Linked DNA regions of Homo sapiens: region 1 is linked to region 2. A link is a contact called in ENCODE Hi-C data. All regions are on one chromosome and are shown on one strand. The core of a region is the stretch at or near the end of the contact, and the rest is flanking DNA. Distances in the headings are between cores, read along the strand shown. Region 1 overlaps SESN1 (sestrin 1). Region 2 holds the start of AFG1L (AFG1 like ATPase).

What was found. Hi-C counts contacts between places; a loop is a spot of excess contacts on that map. Pooled maps may share reads with other maps.
Region 1: a loop to region 2 is called in a pooled map, with 2.0 times the contacts of the local background. The contact joins the enhancer-like site here to the promoter of AFG1L in region 2. A Hi-C loop is called at or near these places in 1 of 50 pooled maps.

Annotation. Positions count from the first base shown.
Region 1 is chr6:109,077,120-109,082,048 of GRCh38, reverse strand. All of the region lies in intron 1 of SESN1 (sestrin 1), which reads left to right. Among named protein-coding and RNA genes, the nearest start is that of SESN1, 15 kb to the left of the region's middle. Within about 2 kb of position 1,853, at least 12 of the 41 ENCODE cell types and tissues checked have a DNase peak (open chromatin) inside an H3K27ac peak, as active enhancers do.
Region 2 is chr6:108,293,316-108,298,839 of GRCh38, reverse strand. It overlaps AFG1L (AFG1 like ATPase), which reads right to left and starts at 3,786. Exons shown (of 13, transcript NM_145315.5): 1 at 3,622-3,786. The coding sequence starts at 3,760. RefSeq lists an enhancer at 3,445-3,934.

The DNA.
Region 1 (4,929 bases), core at 604-3,103, 790 kb before region 2:
AAGCAAGTGATTGTTTGTATGCCGGTATTGCCAGTAAGCAACCGAATACTCTGCTCCTGGTTGATTCATGTCTAGTACTCCAAGCAAGTTATCTACTACAGAAGTTTCTTTCCTTGACGGTTTAATGAGGACATTAGAGCTGCCCTATCAGTGTTTCTACTGTGCTTCCCCCAATGGGAGCTTGACATACTAAGCAGAAAGTCTTCAAAACAGTGCTTTCTGTATCAGACAGCCTGATATAATTTAGAAGAAAGGAACTAAGCAAGGTTGAATTTGCTTGGTAATATCTGGCAGGTGTCTTTGGGGCTCCTGCTGAGCTCCCAATGCCTGCCTAGTTTATCTTCTGTGAATTGGGGTGGATGGGAGGGGAGGGGCAGAGGTGGCACCAGACTTTCCTGTCTGCTTTAAAATGTGCCATGGGATTGGAATCAAGTTGTCTTAAAGAGCCATTAGCAGTCTGTATGCTTTTGAAAACAAGAAGAAAAGGCATTCTGTATGCCACACCTAACCCTTAGCCCTTTTCATGTAATAATTCATTCAACCTTCCCAACATTGTATGAGTAGATATTTTTATTCCCATTTTATCTGTCAAGAAAAAACAAGGCCCAGATGGGTTAAAAACTTGCCCAAGTTATCATAGCTAATGCAAGTTGAATATGTCTTATCCAAAATGCTTAAGACCAGGCTGGGCACCATGACTCACACCTGTGATCCCAGGGTTTTGTTGGATTGCTTGAGCCCAGAGTTCAACACCTGCTTGGGCAACATAGTGAGACCTCATCTCTACAAAAAATACAAACATTAGCTGGGCATGGTGATGCATGCCTGTGGTCCCAGTTCCTTGGGAGGTAAAGTAGGAGGATTGCTTGAGCCCAGGAGGTCAAGGCTGCAGTAAGTCAAGATTGCACCACTGCACTCCAGCCTGGGCAACAGAGGGAGGCCTTGTTTCAAAACAGAACAAAATGCTTGGGACGAGAAGTGTTTCAGATTTCAGATTTTTTTTTTTTGGATTTTGGAATATTTGCATATGTATAATGAGATATCTTCGGGATGTAACCCAAATCTAAACACAAAATATATCTGTTTTATATATACCTTATCACATAATCTGAAGGTAATTTTTATGCAATACTTGGAATAATTTTGTGCATGAAATAGTCTGTATTAAGTACTTGTGTGTGGAATTTTTCTACTTGGGGTGTCGTGTCAGTTCTCAAAATGTTTCAGACTTTGGAGCATTTGGGATTTGGGATTTTTGGATTAGGGATGCTCAGTCTGTAAGAGGAGGAGTCAGGTTTAAAACCCAGGCTGTGAGACTCAAGAGTCTGTGCTTTCCAACATTATACCTCATTATCTGAATAAAAATTTAACGTTAAGATTCCTAACAGTAAAAATATATTACTTTCTTTCCCAAATTGTTTTCCTTCAAGGTAAAACTTAAAACTTTTCTAGGGGAAACCACATTCTCAGATGTTATTAAGTTGCATATCAAGTTCTTATTTAAACCTTGACCCATGTTGAAACTGATTTGAACCCTACTGAATCTTCATGTTTCACTGTGGTGTATAATTTTCATTATGTTGTCATTATAAAAGTTGCCTGATCGCAAGGATTCTATGGACTGAGATCCTGGAAATATGGTGTATAAAAGGCTTATTTTTATATTAAGAGATTCCTAGTAAGATGATTTATTTAATGCACTACCTAAAAGAAAATTTGGTATATTTCCATGAGCAATAGACTCAAGATTAGCTTTGAAAGTTAAAAGAGCATTCTCCTAGCTAGTTCATTGTTGCCATGACAGTGCTGGCAGTGCAAGTGTTGTAGTAACTCCTTGCAATGATCTTATTTTAGACCCTAACGTTTGCAGTGCTGAACGTCCCCTTCCCCGCCCCACAAGTAACTCTAGTGGAAAAGTACTGGTTTTATAACTGGCTTCTGGCTTTATAGCTGAAAGACTGCACTATTGTGGGCTTGAAAAAATAGTGTAGGAGTGTTGAGTATTTTTCCTGTGGATTATAAATGTTTGAAATCTCCCAAAATACGGTTTTGCATTACATATCATACAGCAAGTTGTTTATAGCTAAAAAGAAAAGGAGCCTCAATTGTCTTTAGAAATCAAGCCTAGGTTGTATAATTACATTGAGCTCATACAGAAATCATTCTCCCATTTGTATGCTCATGCATACTTCAGATTCAACTTATTCTTTTATTCAGTTATTATGGAAAATTATCATTAGAATCATAAAGGATTGTGTTTAAACAATGTAGAAAAGTACTTTTTTGCATCCCTTTCATAATTCAGCATTTATTTCATAAATTGTAACATTTTAGTCTTGATTTCTTAAAAAGCAAACTCACCTAAGTTATATAATGTTCAGAAATTACTCAATTTGAACTGGGTACCCGAACCAACATAATTGTTGAAGCATTTTTAACTTTGTTGCTTATATGTTTTAAATTAGATTTTAAAATACCTCATTGAGATTTTCTAATTGTAAATCCTATTATGACAGTACCATTAAGCACAAAATATTTGCAAATTTATAAGAGTAAATGCCATTTTTGTCCTTTTGCATACCATTTGTTAGGTCAGAGTTTTGATATGTGCGCTAAAAATCTGTTATAACATGATGAAACAAAATGATTTTGGCAACTGACCTTGTCAAGGAAGATGGAAAGTCTAACTGTTATACCTCATTAGTGACACCTGCTTTTTTCTTAAATACTACATTAAAGCTTAATTCATCTTCCTTAGGTGTTAAAGATTTAAACGTATCTTGCATGATTGGGCCTGTATTGAATATTAGAGTATGAATATCAGACAATCCCTTTTGTTTCTTTTTTTTTTTTTCAGTTTAGCACAGAAAAATAACTTTATAAGCAAAAATTTGACCCCAGGCTAGAATTGCATTTAGCCTTTCCACCAGGCAATGAGAATTTATCAGAAGTGTGTTTATTTTTATTCTCTTAGTGGTAATTATTCCGATAAAGAAATATCCAATTCCAGTCTACAATGGTCTTTGATGGCTCCCTCTTTGAATTTGGAAGTAGATATATAGTAATATATGAAGATTCAAACCTTGAGATAAATATTCTTTCATTTCATACAATATATTATTTTAATTGGTCAGAATGAGACTAAATTATGATTAGCTCCTTTCTCTTGTTAAAATACAGAATTACAGGGTTGTTATTTTTTTTCCTGAATCCCACAGCACCTCTATAGCAGACCTCCCTCTCCACCTAAGGCTGAAATAAATATGCTTTTTAAAGATAAGGTTAGAATTCATTTAAAATATTTCTTTATGTCTGACACTGTTTTGGCATTGTGGGGGATGTAAAAACAAAAGAAAACAACTATTGCCCTTAAGAATTTTGTAATGAAAATCGAAGAACAAATTAAGACTGGCTAAAAATGTGAAATTTTATGGTACTGTGTTGACAACAGTGCAGCTGTTGGTGGGACAGTGCATCATACAGCCAGACTTTCTAGAGGGCAGTTTGAATATTAGTCCAAACCTTAAAAGTGTGTACATGTTAATATATTTATGATATAAATGTATTATCTATATGTCTTTTATATACAAGTGGGTAATTAAATATCAAACAGCAGGGATTATAGACATAAAGGATTATTATTTATATTTATATTTTATTTTATTTTGAGACAGTGTCTTACTCCATCACCCAGGCTGGAGCACAGCAGTGTGACTATAGCTCACTGCACCTTCAATCTCCTGGGTTCAAGTGATCCTCCCACCTCAGCCTCTTAAGTAGCTGGGACTACAGATGCACACCACTGCACCCAGCCAATTTTTAAGTTTTTTGTAGAGACAGGGTCTCATTATGTTTCCTAGGCTGGTCACGAACTTATTGTAATTATTGAAAATTGTTTTAAAATGTATGTATAGGAAAAGAAATAAATATACAAATTTAAATAGAAAAGACAGCTTTAAAATAGTATGTAAAATATTTATTATTATAGAGAAGAGGGAAAAGTCAGGAAACTCATGCACCAAAATATTAACCATAGTTCTCTTTTAGAAATAGAGTTATTGGTGATTTAAATTTTTCTTTGAATAATGGTAATCATTAGTAATTAATTTTTGATATGACTTGTTTAATGAATTAAAAAAATTAAAATCACTTAAATGTATTGAGTGCTTACCATATGGCATTGTGGTAAGCATTTTACATATAACATTTGCAGTGTTTCCATGGGTTACAGGTTTTGAGGAAGAGATCTTTCCCAAACAAAAGAAGTACACAAATATGCATGAACCCACTCACTATAATGTTAGATTAAGTTTCTGATTTATTTAGTCAAGGAAACGGGAAGCTCCTAGGCATTCTCATTGAGAAGAAGTACTTGCAGCCACCTTAGTGCTCTTTCCTTGGACCCCAGGGTTCCCAAAGGTGGGGTGCAGCTGCTGGTGACACTGTCTGATCATGTGGGTCACACCAGATCTGCAAAACTCAGTTCATGCCATACTATTGTCTTTTTATATTTGGGGTTTACATTCATATTCTGGATGAGTTTACACAACTATCTGTGCACTTTGTCTGAAGTCTCATTTCCCTGCAATCTCCAATTTTATACCTACAACAATTCTGGGAGGTGAGTTTTAGTTTTTATAGATGAGGAAACAGACCCAGAAAGATGAACTTAAATAGTGAATACTGGAGTCGAGAAGGCATGTCTGATTTCTAAGTCTCTGTTCTTAATCACTAGTCTATTTTCCTAGAGTTTTTTGGTTTTTTTGTTTTTGCTTTTTACAGTGAGCATGTATTATTTTTGTATTGGAAAACAAAATCAATGGGGAAAAAGTATGTGAAATGTAGGGTGATACAGTACAGTCATGTGTCACATAATGACATTTCAGTCAACAACAGACTGCATATACAATAGTGGTACTATAAGATTAT
Region 2 (5,524 bases), core at 2,537-5,036:
CAGCTTCCAGTATTCTCCCATCCAGGCATTTCTGGTTTGTTTTTCAGGTGGCCACAAGAGAAATCATGCTAAAATAGATCTGATCACTTCTATTCCTGAGAAACTTCCACTAGTGTCCCACTGAGCTTAGACATCTTAACATACTGTAAGAGACTCTTCTCAACCACATCAGCCCACCTTTACAGCTTCATCTCTAACTGCTCTCTCAGAGACCATAAACCAATAAGGGCCATGTACAGCTCACATCCACACTTTTGCTAAAAATAAAAAATCTGGCCAGCCACAGTGGCTCACACCTGTAATACCAACACTTTGGGAGGCCAAGATGGGTGGATCACCTGAGGTCAGGAGTTCAAGACCAGCCTGACCAACATGTTGAAACCCCCTCTCTACTAAAAATACGAAAATTAGTTGGGTGTGGTGGCGGGCGCCTGTAATTCCAGCTACTCAGGAGGCTGAGGCAGGAAAATCGCTTGAACCCAGGAGGCAGAGGTTGCAATGAGCAGAGATCACACCATTGCACTACAGCCTGGGTGACAGAGCGAGACTCTGTCTCAAAAAAAAAAAAAAAAAAAAAAATTCTTCCCCTCTCCAAGCAGAGCTGCTTCCTCCTCTGCAGTCTTATAACACTTCAAACAGGCTTAGATCATGGTACAATATGTTATTAATGTTCACTGTTACATTAAAAAGCTAGTACAAATAGCAGTTAAGTTTGTGACTCTGAAGCAAAAACACCTGGGTTTAAAATCCAAGTTGGGTGACCATCCTTGTTTATTCATCTATAAAATAAAGACAATAATTTTTATAGAGTTTTATGAAGATTAAATTATGAAACAGAAACTGCAAGCAAAGTGCCTAGAACACAGAAGGGGCTCATCAAATGCTGGCTACCATAATTCCATATGCCTCTCAAGACTATGGGCTATTCAAGGGCTAGAACTCAGGTTCATTCACTTTTCCTTTTTTTTTTTTTTTTTTTTTGAGACAGGTTCTCACTCTGTCACCCAGCCTGCAGTGCAGTGACGCCATCTCTCTCAGCTCACTGCAGCCTCGACTTCCTGGGCTCAAGTGATCCTCCCACCTCAGCCTCCCAAGTAGCTGGGACTACAGGCGTGCACCACCACACCCGGCTAAGTTTTGTATTTTTTATAGAGAGGGGGTTTTGCCATGTTGCCCAGGCTGGTCTCAAACTCCTGAGCTCAAGTGATCCTACTCCCTCAGGCTTCCAAAGTGCCAGGATTACAGGTGTGAGCCACCACACCCAGCCACATTACACTGTACTAAATAGTAGACTTCAAAAGATGAAAAATGAAGGTAAAATAGAAATGTACCCCCCCAAAAAAACAGGAAAGGGATAGAAAATCGATTTGTAAATCAGACTCTGAATACTGAACAAAATTTCAACTAAAATTTTCCTTTTATTTAAAGATGGGGGCAGGGCACCATGGCTCACGCCTGTAATCCCAGCATTTTGGGGGGCCGAGGCTCCGGATCACCTGAGGTCAGGAGTTTGAGACCAGCCTGCCCAACATGGTGAAACCCCATCTCTACTAAAAATACAAAAACTAGCCAGGCGTGGTGGTGGGTGCCTGTGATCTCAGCTACTAGGGAGGCTGAGGCAGGGAGAATTGCTTGAATCCAGGAGGTGGAGGTTGCAGTGAGCCGAGATTGTACCATTGCACTCCAGTCTGGGAGACAGAGCAAGGCTCTATCTCAAAAAAATAAATAAATAAACAAAATAAAAATAAAGAGGGGAAGGGAGCGTCCTTAGATACAATTAAATGGACCTCTAACCTAACTGCATTTTCATCAAATCTTCACACCCAGAATTGGCTAAATTTTGTGTATTGGAGAAAGTGTGAGTATAGATTAATAGCACAGCCTTCACTTGAATCCAGTTCTGACACTTACTAGCCATATAACTTCAGCAACCTTGGATTCATGATCTCCAAAATGAGGATAATGAGGAATAATAAGATAATGTATGTAGAAAGTACTTAGTATATTGTATGACACAGAATAAGCATTCAGTGAATTTTATATGTTATAATGATGCTCCTTAAATCTTTAATGTTCATAAATCATGGTATATACATAGAATGGAATACTATTTTTAAAACTTAAAACACGAGGCAGTTCTATTCATATGAAATTGATATGGTATTGATATGGAATGATCTCCAAGCTACTAAATTTAAAAAGAAATTAACAATTAACAGAATTAACTGCTGTATACACAAAACAATGTGTACAGCATGTTACTACTTCTATTTTTTTAATACCATTATCTATATATGTATATGCTTATACATACACAGAATATATCTGGAAGAATACATAAGAAACTAGTATCACAGATTGCCTCTGAGGAGAAAAACTAAGCAGCTAAGGGATAGGGATAGAAAAAAGCCTTACATTTTGCCATATTCTTTCTTGCACCTGTTGAAATTTATAGCATTTGCTTTTATTGACTACCAAAAATGAAAAATAAAATTTATATTATAATCCACAGCTTACACTACCAGAATATTCCATTATATCTTTATTTATTTATTTACTTTTAACGACTACTCCAGCAGATCAGGGCTACCCCCAGGCAGTGTGTGGAGCCTATTCCATTATACTAAATGCATTATGCTAATCTTTGCAGAAAGACGTAAGGTGACCTAATCAAAGTTCTAGTATTAATTTCAACTGCATTGATGATAAGGGTCAAAGATTGTCATATTTTTAGCTAAATTAATAAATAATCTATTAAGGTATATACCTTATTAAGGTCTATCAATCTATTAAGGTATATTACAGGGGTTGCTTGGATTTGAGAAAAAGGAAAACGAGTATGTGGATGAGGGAGACAAGGAGAATAATTTCATTCATTCATTCACTCAAAAATCATATTTGCACGTCAAGTACCAATCATTGCGCTAAGTGCTTAGGAAACAATGACACAATGTCCTTGCCTTTGAAAATCGTGCAGTTTAGTGCGAATACATGAATAGAGCAGTAAAACTGGCACTCTTGGTTACTCAGAATATACATTCATTCATTCATTCATGAACATATAACTGAATGAAGGAAGCCAGGGAGAAAGAAAGCCCGGTGACAAAATAATTCCACTGAAGCCCCTAGTGACTTGAAAAGAACACCAAGAATCGATCCCTCAATCTGAGAATGTGTGTGGACCTTCCTTCCTAGAATCACGAGAGACATCAGGGCCTGCAGAGGTCCCAGGCGCGGCTCTTCCTCCAGTGCCCGTCAGTCACCAGCCCCGAGAGCTTGGAAAACGCAGAGGGTAGGGGTCCCCAGGCCCCAACCCCACACCTGCATCTCTTCAAGCCAGGCACTCCCACTAGGTTCAGCTCTCTAAACGTCCCGGAAGGAACAAACTCTGAGTCAACCTCTGACCCTCAAAATGAAAGTCACTCAGGGTCATTTCCCTCAGTGCTCAGGGCTCATTCACAGACAGTATAAAAGGTCAAGAGAAATGGAAACTCCTCTCGAGGAGCCCTCAGCTTCGTGAAAGCAGGAGACACCTGGGGTAGATCGGACAGGGAGGGTAATCCCAGAGGCTTCTCCAGTCATATGCAGTCGGCTCGGACTACTCATGGCACAGTCACTGACCTTTCCAAAAGGGCTTCCCAGGGGCGGTGGCCAGAGGAGCGAGAGCGGCGGCCCAGGCCCCGCACCCAACACATCTCCCTCTCAGCGGGCTCTGTGCTAAGGGGCGCAGGGTAACCAAGAGCGACCAGGAGGCCGCCATCTTGAACTCCGTACGAGGAGAGGAAGAGGAAAACTTTATTGGAACCCAGAAGAGAGACGGTGGCAAAGTCAAACCCCGCCGTGCACGCTGAAGGCTCCACCCGAGAGAACCAAGGGATCAGTTAGGGAACGTGACCTCCAGTAGCCACATGGGCGGGCTGCACTCCCGTGCCCTCCCGTCCTTCCGGACGCTGCCAGCCGGGACTACGACTCCCAGCATGCAGTGGGGTGGGGCGGGGTGGAACGGAACAGGCAGCTCCAGTCTGGGCAGTGGGAGGGAGGGCGATTCTCCGCCCGGCGCTGGCGGCCGGCCGAGGAACCCGAAGTTTTCAAGGAATTGGGAAGTGATTATGACGGGTAGGCAGGTAACCACTCTTGAGCCTTTTAAGTTAGCTCACATGACCGAGATTCCGAAACCTGAATAAAATGGAGGTGACCCAATGGGCCCTCGGGTTTTAACGGAAGAGTGGTGTCACTTCGTCACACCTCCCTAAATGGTAGGCCCATTTTTTATTTTATCTCCAGCGTCCAACTCATCTTTGACGAGTACCTGAAATGTGCGCCTACCGCTTTCCCTTTTCGTATTTGAATAATATAAATGGTACGCACTCAAATGTTTTGAAAGATTGTATAAGTGGCATGGGAAAGCCAAGGGCCTAAGAAGGACTGTCGGTGGACGGAGAAGTCATGGGACAGTGTATCCGAAGGGTAACTTCTCATTGATCTGCCCTAATTTGATTAAACAATAAATGCTTTGACATACTATAATAAGCGAATTAGGAGTACAAATTGCTGTCCAGAAGAGGCTGGCAATCCAGTAAGCGAGATGAATTCCAGAAAAGATAATACAGGCCGGGCTAGGTGGCTCATGCCTGGGAGGCCCAGGCAGGAGAATCGCTTGAGCCCGGGAGTTTGAGACCAGTCTGGGCAACATAGCGAGATCCTGTCTCTGCAAAAAATACAAAACTGGGCATGGTGGCCTGTGCCCTGTAGTCCTAGTTACTAGGGAGGCCGAGGTGGGGGTTGCGTCCAGGAGGTGGAGGCTGTAGTGAGCTGGGATTGTGCCACTGCACTCCTGCCTGGGAGACAGAGTGAGTCCCTGTCTCAAAAAAACAAAAAAAAAACAAAAAAAAAAAAAAAAAGAGAAGGCCCGGCGCGGTGGCTCACGCCTGTAATCCTAGCACTTTAGGAGGCTGAGGCAGGCGTATCACCTGAGGTCAGGAGTTCAAGACCAGCCTAGCCAACATGGTGAAACCCTGTCTCTACTAAAATACAAAAATTAGCCGGCATGATGGCAGGTGCCTATAATCCCAGCTACTTGGGAGGCGGAGGCAGGGAGAATCGCTTGAATCCGGGAGAGGGTGGCTGCAGTGAGTCGAGATCGTGCCACTGCACTCCAGCCTGGGCAGCTGAGCGAGACTCTGTCTCAAAAAAAGAAAAGAGAAGAGGAGGGGAGGGGAAGGGGGAGTGAAGGGGAGGGGAAGGGGGAGTGAAGGGGAGGGGAAGGGGGAAGGGGGAGGGAACAAAATACAAAGACTTTTAGAATAAATTTTTTTAAAAATAAAGATAATTCAGTGTTGTGGAATCAATGAGAGAGCAGTTTGGCTGGTAAATCAAAAAGGCCTTCTAAAAACTCAACTTTTGTTTTTTTGTTTTTTGTTTTTTTTTTTTTAAGAGAAGTGGCCTCACTATGTTGCCCAGGCCCAAGTGCTGTGGCTATTCACAGACTCCATCATTGTGCATAGTAGCCTTGAACACCTGAACT